2 separate regions of the Homo sapiens genome follow, and region 2 is linked to region 1. Evidence: chromatin loops called from intact Hi-C (ENCODE). Cell type or tissue: Caco-2. All regions are shown on one strand. Links, peaks and the distances in the headings refer to the core of each region. The heading gives the core; the rest is flanking DNA. Region 1 holds the start of LINC00482 (long intergenic non-protein coding RNA 482). Region 2 holds the start of LINC03048 (long intergenic non-protein coding RNA 3048).

Evidence for each region. A loop is a pair of places that touch in the nucleus more often than their neighbours do. Peaks named below come from ENCODE experiments on the same cell type or tissue, not always from the same donor. Only the 100,000 strongest peaks of a DNase experiment are listed, where the experiment ranks them.
Region 2: it touches region 1 in a loop (5-fold over the local background); 56 of 110 quality-filtered maps call a loop at or near these places.

What each region holds. Positions count from the first base shown.
Region 1 is chr17:81,307,283-81,312,639 of GRCh38, forward strand. It overlaps LINC00482 (long intergenic non-protein coding RNA 482), which reads right to left and starts at 1,966. Exons shown (of 4, transcript NR_038080.1): 1 at 1,903-1,966; 2 at 348-562. TMEM105 (TMEM105 long non-coding RNA) reads right to left here. Exons shown (of 3, transcript NR_165247.1): 3 at 3,983-5,357. RefSeq lists an enhancer at 2,330-2,389. In Caco-2, for the core only: CTCF peaks have their summits at 2,160 (motif pointing right) and 2,360; DNase peaks (open chromatin) are centred at 2,059, 2,399, 2,936 and 3,431; H3K4me3 peaks cover 1,072 bases.
Region 2 is chr17:81,384,615-81,389,971 of GRCh38, forward strand. LINC03048 (long intergenic non-protein coding RNA 3048) reads right to left here and starts at 768. Exons shown (of 4, transcript NR_164137.1): 1 at 515-768. RefSeq lists enhancers at 1,376-1,944, 3,329-3,888, 3,889-4,448, 4,449-5,006. In Caco-2, for the core only: no CTCF peak of the experiment used is centred there; DNase peaks (open chromatin) are centred at 2,767 and 4,482; H3K4me3 peaks cover 1,861 bases.

The sequences.
Region 1 (5,357 bases), core at 229-5,228:
AGCACCGGGCATGGTCCTGTGACTACAACCTGAGCAATATAAGCAGAAGGGCTGGGCCGACTTCATGGCTTGCCAAAAGACCCTCCCCCTCCCCCTCCTCCTTCCCTTTCTCTTCCCCCTTCCCCTTCCCCTTCTCCCCCTTCCCCTTCCACTCCTCTTCCCCTCCCCCTCCCCCTTCCCCTTCCCCTTCCCTTTCTCCTTCCCCTCCCCCTTCACTTTCCCTTTCTCCTTCCCCTTCCCTTCCCCCTTCCGTCCCCCTTCCCCTTCCCCTTCCTCTTCCCCTCCCCCTTCTCTGAATCAGGGTCTCACTCTGTCACCCAGGCTGAGGTACAGTGGTGAGATCATACCTGGGACCACAGGTGCACATGGCTAATTCTTGTATTTTTTGTAGCGACAGGGTTTTGCCATGTTGGCCAGGCTGGTCTCAGACTCCTGGGCTCAAGTGATCCACCAGCCTCGGCTTCCCAAAGTGTTGGGATTACAGGTGTGAGCCTCCATGCCCAGCCCCAGCTGAAAGCTTTTCAGTAGTCTTTTACCTTCCCTCCTTTCTCCTTCCTGCTGCCTGGAATGCAGATGCAATGGCTGGAGCTCCTGCGGTTGCTATGGAACCATCCTTGACTTCTCCCTTTCAGTCACACCCCTCATCCAATCTATCGGGAAATTCTGTTGAGTCCATGTTCAGATATCCACAGCTTGGACCACTTCTCCCCACTTCCTGTGTCTCCACCACGATCCGGGTTATCTCTCTCCGGGATCGTCATGTTCTCCTCACTTCCGTCCTGGCCTCCCCATGGTCTGTTCCCACCCAGCAGCCAGAGGGTGAGACCATGTCAGCCTCTGCTCAAACCCACCCTCAGCCCAGGTCCTCACAGGCACCCTGCAGGATGCGCCCTGCCTCCCCTCGGGCCCTCCCAGCACCCCCTAGCTCACTGCCTGGCAACCCCACTCCTGCTGGTGGGCCTACAAAAGCTCTGTAGCATTTGCTGAGGAACAAATGAAACCTGGACCCCAGGGATGGAGGCCGTGGTGGGGGGGCACCATGGAGAGGGGGAGGCACTGTAGAGGTGGGGACACCGTGGAGATGGGGGGGGCGCCGCCCCAGCCCGGCTGCCTGCCCACCACCCATTGAGCAAGCCTCTGGTATTTAAGCCACTGTTTGATTTAGGGCCCAATGAACGAAGCCAGCCAATAGCAATCTCTCACTGTTACCCTCTCCATTTTATAGATGGAGAAACCGAGGCTCAGAGAGGCAACGCAGTGTGCTCAAGGCCACAAGACTTCTAGGTGTGGGCCTGGGCTGCATGCAGGGTGAAGGTTATCATGACCCCCAAGCTCAGGGCACCCCAGGGATGCAGCTCTGACCCCTGCCCTGAGGATGGGACACTCCAACCCTTTCTCTTTTTTTTTTTTTTTTTTGAGACGGAGTCGCACTTTGTTACCCAGGCTGGAATGCAATGGTGAGATCTCAGCTCACTGCAACCTCCGCCACCTGGGTTCAAGTGATTCTCCTGCTTCAGCCTCCGGAGTAGCTGGGATTACCGGCATCTGCCACCACACCCAGCTAATGTTTGTATTTTTAGTAGAGATGGGGTTTCGCCATGTTGACCAGGCTGGTCTCCAACTCCTGACCTCAGGTGATCCGCCCGCCTCAGCCTCCCAAAGTGCTGGGATGACAGACGTGAGCCACCGCACCCGGCCAAACACCCCAACTCTTTCTGCTGCATTGAGTCCAGCAGGGTGCCCTGAGGGACTGGCCCCGGGGACATTTTCAGCCACTTTAGGGAAAAGAAGACGTAATGCTCACACTAACCGCCCCACACCCGACTCCAGGCTGGCCTGGCGCCATACCCTCGGGGTCTCCAAGAGAGGCAGGGCTGGTCCCCACCCACCACCTCCCCTCACCTTGGTCTTGGTGTGTGGAGCCCTTGGCCAGGTCCCAGGCAGTCGTGGGTAACACCGCAGACGTGTGTTACCCAGGGCGGGGCCCCTGAGAGCTGGGGTGGTTCAGAGCCCGTCCCCACTCCGGGAGCAACGTCAGGGCGGGGCGGGGCTGGACGGACAATGTGACCTTTGCAATGTCCCCGAACAAGAACTGCAGATGGTAATCACGGCCACCAGGAGGAAACTTCCTCTGAATCTTCCACTACCGTGGTGTAACTAGGGAGGGTGTTGGAGCATTCAGCGAGATAAAAAGCCTGCTTTTGTCTACACTTTTTCCGTTTTCTAAAAATTCCAGACACAAGGGGAGAGCTGCCCAAACACAGAGGTGGAGAGGAGCCTGTCCGGACACAGGGACACAGGCAGCTCCGGCAGTGACCACTTGGGCCTCAGAGAAACTCACAGGTGGCCACTACTCCTGTTTGGAGCTGGAGGCAGATCATCTGGGGCGCCTCGGGGTAGGGAGGAGCTGGTGGACAGCACGCCCCACTTCTTCCCCAGCCCCTCCAGGGGGAGCTGCCATTCCGCAGCTGGTCCACCCAGCCCCAGGAAGGGGGAGGCTCCCCAGGACAGTAGCCCAAAGAGCAGAGGGTCTCCCCGAGAAGGTGCACCCCAGGCAGGGCTTATCCACATACCACTAGGCTGGGGGCCCTGCTCCGGGGGGTTGGGGTGGCTGGAACCTTAGATGGTCCCATCCTGTTGGGGGGCTTCCTGGGCCGCTTTGCTGCTCCCAACTGTGGAAGGTTCTCTCTTGCCTTCCCTTTCCTGCTGTTAGAAGCACCCCAGCCCCTCCAGGCAGCCCCCAGGGCCCGAGTGATGAATCACTGACTTCTTGCCAGGCTCCGGTCGTGATGCGGGGTGGCAGAGGGATGTGGGCAACGCAGCTGGGAGTCCCGGGGCACAGCCGGGCTCTCTCCAGGCTCCCCATCCAGCAGCTGCGCACCCCCCCAAACACACGCCGGGCTCCCCGCACCCGGAAGCTGCCCACAACCGGCAGGACAGGTCGGTGGGCCCCGGGGAGGAATGCAGGAATGCTGCGTGCCCAGGCGAGGGGCCCTGCGCCCGCCCAAGGGGCTCTCCAGCTGCGCAGGGGCCGGGGCGGATGGAGCCGGGGTAATTAAAGCTGGTGACAGCTGAGGAGGGATAGAGACAGGAACACAGGTGGGGTCCCAGGCCCCTCCGCTTGCTCCCCAGGCAGAGGGCTGGAGCGGCCCCCAGGAGAGTGCCACCTTCGTGGGGCAGGAAGAGAAGGTTGCAGGGGCACTGGGTGTCAGTGGACATTGAGGTCTAGGAGAGGCCAGCTCTCAGCTGCAAAGGGCAGGCAGAGTCACCATGTGCCGGGCCTGGCCGGGCCCTCCCAGTTCCCATCCAGACACCCAGACACCCAGACACCCAGACACTGGTCTCGTCCAGGCCATCACGTGGTCAGGAATGGTGTCTGCCTTTGATAGGTGAGGACCCGGGTGCTGTAGGATCTGCTGCTCTAAATGAAGGCAGGCGGTGCTGCCCCAGCGGGAGGACAGCAGCTCCAGGCCTGACAAGGCTCTAGGCCTCAGCTTCCTTATCTCTCCCGAGCCCAGGTTGACATCCCTTTCCCACCTTCCACAGCCAGAGGACTAGACAAGTGTCTTCACCGGAGCCTCGTTTCCTCATCTGAAATATAGCGCTAACCACCCCTCCCTCCCGTGGCTGTGGCAATAAATTAAATGAAGCCCACAGAGGACCTAGCACACAGTACGTGCTTAATCAATACAGAACCCCTCCCCCAGCACTGCCCGCCCTTCCCCTGGAAGCAGCCACGCTTACCTCCACCACCTCCTCTCCATGGTCATCAAACACTCGTGACAGGCCGGCCTCCCCCTGCTGAGACCCTGAGAGGTCCAGGCCTCTGCTCCTCGTCTCTGCCACGCCTGGTGTCATGAGGGTGAAACAGGCCCTTGGGGGACGTTCGGACTGGCTTCCTGTGATGGCCGCCAGCATTAGTAGCGTTGTTACTGCTGCCTGGACACACACAGACGCCTCACAGAGCAATGCAACATGTGGGTGAAGTTTTCAGATAAAATCGGAGATTTAATAGAATTCCCGCAGGGTGCTGAGCTCCAAACCCAGGCCACACATGGCACACGCAGGGCCTGTCAGGGCTGGGGCTGATGACCAGGGTCAAGGGGATCCCAGGGCCCTCCAGCTCTCCCCCAGCTCCTGATGTGGAGGGGAGGGAACTCCCGCTCACCCCCAGAGAGAAGGGAGTCCACACACCGCATCTGAGCTGGCGGTGGGCAGGGTACCCACCTCGGTGAGCAGCCTGGGGTGGGCCTGGGGTCAGGCTGAGGTCCCGGTGACAAAGGCTGGGGAGGTGGATGCAGACAGCCTCCACTTTCACCATGGCCTCCCTCCTCTGAGGCCAGGCCTGGGATGCTTCTGCCCCACAGCTCCGGTCCACCTGCCAGGCCTGTCCGTCCTTGGATGAGGGCAGGGAGAGGTGGGGTGGCCACTGGCAAGTAGAGACTTCAAAAGTGCACGGTGGCCCTTCCACGCCCTTTGCTTCTTAGCCCCCAACCCTCTGCCAGGCTTTCTCCCTTTTTCCCACGCCCCGCACAGACAGGTATCCTGCCCTCAGCATCTCACAGGGGTGAGTGGCAGCCAGGAGCAGCAGCAGATGCCTGTGGGGAGATGAGACGCCCTCAGCTCCCAGGCCCCGCTCCTGGGGAAAAACAGGGCCCCAGGAAGGTGCCCCAACCGTTCCTGGGGGCCCCAGCCCCGAACAGGGGGTCTTGAAAGGGAACTCTTGTGTGGTGAGTGCCCCCTGAGGGCTGAGCCACAAGGTCACCTTGATTTCTCAGCGGACGGAGGCTGAGCTGGCTAGGGTTCCAGGCTGGGTGTGGGAGGGTCACCCCAACAGGCGATGCCCGAGAGGTGTCCGGGCCTGGCTTTCCACGAGGAAGAACCAGTCCCCTGTGCCATCTGCAGGGCTTGCCACACAATCTGGGGACCCGGTGCAGGAGGAGAATTCCTGGCCACTTGTTTAGGAGGCAGGAAAAGGGCCGGGCGCGGTGGCTCACACCTGTAATCCCAGTGCTTTGAGAGGCCGAGGCGGGTGTATCAGGAGTTTGAGATCAGCCTGGCCAACATGGTGAAACCCCGTCTCTACTAAAAATACAAAAATTAACCGGGTGTGGTGGTGCACTTCTGTAGTCCCAGCTACTCGGGAGGCTGAGGCAGGAGAATCGCTTGAACCTGGGAGTCGGAAGTTGCAGTAAGCCAAGATCGCACCACTGCACTCCAGCCTGGGTGACAGAGCAAGACTCTGCCTCAAAAAACAACAACAAAAACCCGCAAGTTCAGAGGTAAAATGATTAAGAATTTCAGGACAGCCTTAGCCACAGGCCCCTCTGATGCCAGGCCCTGGGCAACTGCCCTCC
Region 2 (5,357 bases), core at 214-5,213, 77 kb after region 1:
TGGGTTCGAGCGATTCTCGTGCCTCAGCCTCCCAAGTAGCTGGGGCTACAGGTGCCCACCACCACGCCTGGCTAATTTTTGTATTCTTAGTAGAGACGGGGTTTCACCAAGTTGGCCAGGCTGGTCTTGGACTCCTGGCCTCAGGTGATCCACCCGCCTCAGCCTCCCAAAGTGCTGGGATTACAGGTGTGAACCACCACGCCTGGCCTGTTTTGTTTTCTGATTGCAAAATGAATACATTTCAAAAGGGAAATTTGAAAAATATAAAAAATCCTTAAAAAGAGAATAAAACCCACCCATCAACCCATCATGCTATACCCAGGAACACTACCTCCAGCTTCCAGGACCCCCAACCTCAGCCAAGGGTCTCCACATACTTCTCTCTTCTGTAATTGGGTCTTCCCGCGGAGGCTGGGGCCTGGGCGGATGGATGCCCAGGGTGGGGGCTACCTCCTCTGGACTGCCGAGACCTCCCCAGCAATGAGGTGCCAGACCAGGACCGGGGTGAACTCACCATGAGCTTCTGTTGCCGTCTGGGCCTGGGCTGGGAGCAGGAATCTCTGGGGAAGGCCAAGCATGTTTCAGAGTCATCGGGATCAGGGCCACCCTCTCCCTCCCCCAGTGTCTGCAGCCATTTTCATAGGAAAAAAACTGGGTTTAACAAAGCTGTTCCAGACCTCCTGACCTGAAACTGATTTCTACCCTTCCGTGTGGCCCTAAGGCTCCCAGGCACGAGGCGCATAGCTAGGGGAAGACAGTGCCTCTGACACCCATTTAAGAGTTAACTGAGGCCAAAAAGCCGCTCTGCACGCCCCTCTTGTTCAGAGGCCCACTGATCCCCTGGTCCCGTGGTCACCACGGGGTATGGGTGCAGACAAAGCCGTGTTCATGGAAGCTCCGGGCCTGATGACAGTGGCACAAGGACCCCATTCTCTGCTGTCTCCAGCTGCATCCCCTCCCCCAGCCGGCCTGACATCAGAGACAGCGGGTCAGACATCCCGGGATCCCCCACTCCCACCCCAGGGCGCAGGCTCAGCTGCTGGGGCTCAGGGAAATGCACAAGAGGGCCTGTGCTGGGGAGACAGGGCGTGGATGAACTGCCTGAGTGGTGCAGACAGCTGCAGCTTGGCCCAGCAAGTCTTCAGTGGGAAGCTGCCTGCATTTTTACAACTGATTTTTGAACCTGAAAGTGGAGGTTCACATCCAGCCTGTTCAACGTAATCTTGTTGGTTCCAGTCCAACGTGACCTTTTGGAATCTGGTTTCCAGACTCTTGCCATATATTAGCAGTTCCTCCCGGCTGCAGGCTGCGATCTGCCTTGCTGGGGCCTCATCCCAGAGAAACAGGCTGGCCGGGAGCATTCGGAGGGGCTTCCCAGGAAGAGCTGGACCCTGACACATCTTTCCGTGGGTGCTGTGGCCAAGACGCCCAATGGCTGGTCATGAGGCCCATTTTGTTCTGCTCCTGGTCTACAAGGCAGAAGTCGGGACGCATCATGTCTGCCCCAGCCAGGAGTCTTAGGGTTGTCCCAGGCCCAAAAGTCAGCCAACCCTAGTACTAGTTTTCCAGAAGAATCCAGAGCCTACGCACCCAGGCCCTCAGTGTGAACAAGGGCACGTTATTTGCTCTCACAGTCTCCTTCTGCTCATCTGTAAAATGGGCATGGCCACCATGCCCTCTGTGTCCCAGGCTGTCTAGAGGGTTGAGCAGGCAGGGTAGGATCTGGTACCCACCATGCCCCCGATGCCCACGCAGGCCAGAGAGGGGAGAAATGGAGTTGGCTGAGGCCTGGCCCTCCAATGCCCTCTCTGGGCTCTGAACCAGGGCTCCGTCCGTCCCCTGGGGCTGCCTCCCGCAGGCCAGGGCTCCTTTATCCTCCCCGTTGAGCACCTGGGGCGCGGGGATGACAGCCTCATTTCCCCAAGCAGCCCCCACAGGGCTCCCTGGATTCCTCTCTGACAAGCACATGCGCCGGCTCTGGTCTTGGCTCCGTGTGCCCCAGCACGACAGAACAAGTGCGGCAAGACCCAGGCCTGCAGGGCGGCGGCAAGTGCCCGGAGGGGCGGAGGCGGGGGTAGGGGGTATGCCGGCGCCCGGCAGTGTCGCTGTCCCCGCGCCACCGACCCCACCCCGGCGTGACCTTCCCTGCCGCGCGCCCAAAGGCCAGCAAAGCAGGCGGCGCTTTTAAGGACGCGGCGGCGCGGCGGGTTCGGTGCCAGGAGGCGCCGGGGGGCGGAGGGAGGGGGCGCTCGAGGCCAGAGGAGCGACCCCCGGCAGCCACCCAGGCGCGCCCCGCTCGTCACTCGCTCTCTTCTCCCACTTGCGCCGGCCGGGGGCGGGGCGCGGCGGCGAGGGTGGGGGCTGGGCAGCCGGGGTCCTCCCTCCCCCGCTGTGCTGGAGGCAGCGGGGCGCTCCCCGGAGCTGGGGCGCGGAGGGAGGGCCGAGGGCGCGTCGGAGCCTCATCCGGCCTGGGCCCTCCGAGCGGGAGCGACCCGGGTGCGGGGCCCCACTCTGCCTGGTCGCCCCGAGCGCGTGGAACGCGAGCCGAGGTTCCGCCCGAAATGCGGCCGGCGAAGGGGTGCGGTCCGGGCGGGGTCGCGCGCCCCCAGCACGCTGCCTGGGCTCTGGAATCTGGGAGAAGCCTCCAGCACGGGCTCCCGAGCGCACAAACTCAGGGACGCCCTTCCTCCCGTCCCTGGTCCCCTCCCCGAAAAGCGAGGGGGACGGGCCTGGAGGGAAACGGATTCGGTTTCGCTCCGCTCTCGTCAATTTTCTGTTTAATGTCACCGGGCCCCACTGTGGGAGTAGGAAGCGCGTCACCCGGGCCATAAATTTGCGGTGATGGCGCCTCCGGCCGCCTCCCCAGACGGAGGGACAGGGCCGACTCCGGAGCAGGTGGGGCCGCCGAGACTCGACCTCCGCGGTAGGCGCTGCGCGGCTTCTCCCGACGCGGGTCCCGGGCGCGCTCGGCCGCCCCTCCCGCCGCATCCGCCCGCGCCCGGCCCCGCCGCGGGATTTCCAAAGGGCTTTTGTTCCGGGCTTGGATGTAGAGGCTTTGATTTTTTTACCACCCGCCTCAGGAGACTTTTTGCTTGGAAAAGTCCTGCTATTAAAACAAAAACAAAAACCAATCAATTCCGGAGGGAAGAAAATGCCTCCAGTGTGTGTCTGCGCTTCCCCCGGGCCGAGGACGGTGGTCGGGGCTGCGTATTGCCCGGACCCCGGGTAGGGGAGGCGCAGAGACCCGGCCCTAATGGACTTCGCTCGGAAAGGCCCCGGCGGAAGTGGCCGGGAGAGCGGGCGGCTGCGTGGGTCTGGGCCCTGGCCCGGGGCAGGCTCCTCTGGCCTGCCTGCCTTGGCTGCTTGGAAAGGGATTTCTGGGGAGTCTCCCTTTGGGGGCACTTTCCCCGAAACTCCTCTCCCGCCTGGGGAATTACCCCTGCAGCGGGTACTGATGCTTCATGAATTGAGATGGAATACGTATTTGTTCAGGCCAGAAAAAAAAAATGAATCTATTGAATGATTTTTAATTTAATGGATCAACTGTCCTGTTAACAAAAGAGGCGGTGGCCGTGTTTGGCGCCAGGCGGGAGGCAGCAGTCAGGTGGTCCAGGGGCTGGAGGTGAGGGCTTTGCCGCAGGCGCATGCTGCTCTGTGAGAACTCCGAGGAATAACTCACTGGAGGGCTATAAATGCTGAAGGTAACCAGGCCAAGGACTCCAGTGCCCCCAGAAGTCGCAGGGGAGAGACAGTCTGTCCCCTCTGGTCCAGCCCAGGGAGGGCCTGCAGCCTCCCCATGGGAGCCATGGCCAAGGGGGAGAAAGGTCTCCAGGGCTGGAGGGCAGGTGGGCGGTGGGGCTCATCTCAGGGGCAGGGCGTGGGGGTTTGTGGGCCAGGACCCACCCAAGGGCTGGGTCTGGGAGGTGCTTGGGGAGCCCAGGGCGACCTGGTGTGTGCCCTGCGGGATGCCCCGAGGGCTCCTGCTTGTGTTGCCAGCACCTGCCCTTGGGAGCCGTCAGCTGGGGCCACGATGCTGGCAGGGTGAGGCCTGGCAGGGTCTGGGGCTTTTGGAGGGTGGGGGCTAAGGGAACCCCTGGTGGAAGCTGCCTTCAGGGTTCCTGCCTGCCTTGAGGATGGGTGATAAGGGGCTGGGCCCTGCCCTCCTGCTGCCTGGGCTCTGTAACTGATGCTCAGAGGACCGGGTGGAGTTGGGTGGGAGACCTAAATGCTCCACGGTCCTGTAGGTCTCAGCTGGCCTGGCCCCGCCACCCAGCCCACACCCTTCCCCTAGGGCCCTCTCACCAGTGTGAGAATAGGCCTGGGGAAGTCTGGGCCCGGGAGGCCCCCGACCCCCACTGTCCAGACACCCTGACAGCGACACGTGTAAACACCGCCAAACAGTGGAGACAGGCAGCCCTGCCGCCCCTCCGCCTCTGCAGCCAGGCCTGGTCTGGCAGGGAGTGGAGGCAGGTGTCCTTGCAGGGAGGGCCCGAAGCCAGGCTCTGCCTTGGAGGATGCTCCGGAAGGACCACATAAGCAGTGCCCTCGTTTGGATTGGTCCTGCCTGAGCATTGTCCCCAAGCAGGGCAGTTTCAGCCACTAGGCCCTCCCAACCCCCATCTGTCTGATCTGGGCTTTCTCTCCCGGGTCTGGCTTCCTGTCCTCATCCTCATGGGCAGGAAGACGGAGGGCTGTTTCGGGTCAACCTCCTGTAAGGAAAACCGATTACTCTTTATTCCAGCAGATCCCCAAAGCGCATCCCTTGGCCCAGAGATTCCCAGAGAACCCTGCCCCTCCAGGTCCACCCCCAGACTGGCTGCCTGGGGGGAAGGAGCCGGCCTTTAGGGAAGGCAGCCTGGCATGGTGGAGGTTCCCTGGGCTCCTGGGCCTTTCTCCAGCCCTCCAGCCGCAGAGGTGACAGTGACCAGGGGGCTGGAGGGGCAGCAGGACAATGGTGAGTGGAGGGGGGCTGGGAGGCTCCCTCCTCAGCCTGGGGGTCCCTGGCAACTCCCACCTTCCTTGATCCCCTCTAATAATTGCAACAATAACACTGTCACTAATAAAAAGGCAGGGGAAACCAGGCAAAGGGGCGCTTCTGCCCTTTATGAAAATCACTTTAATTTAACCCAGATGGGTCTTGTTGATAACCTCATACAATGAGCACCCTGAATTATACTTTCCGTGAGAACACACTAGTTATATTTAGCCACAAATTACGACTCTGTGTTTAACAAGCAACTTTGAGAGTGGGGAGGGGGCCGGGCAGCCTCCTGACCTGGTTGGACAAAACCGGCAACTGCAGCAATGGAGACCCCCTCGCTGGAGGGGACGCCGAGAAAGCCGTGCCACGGGCTTCT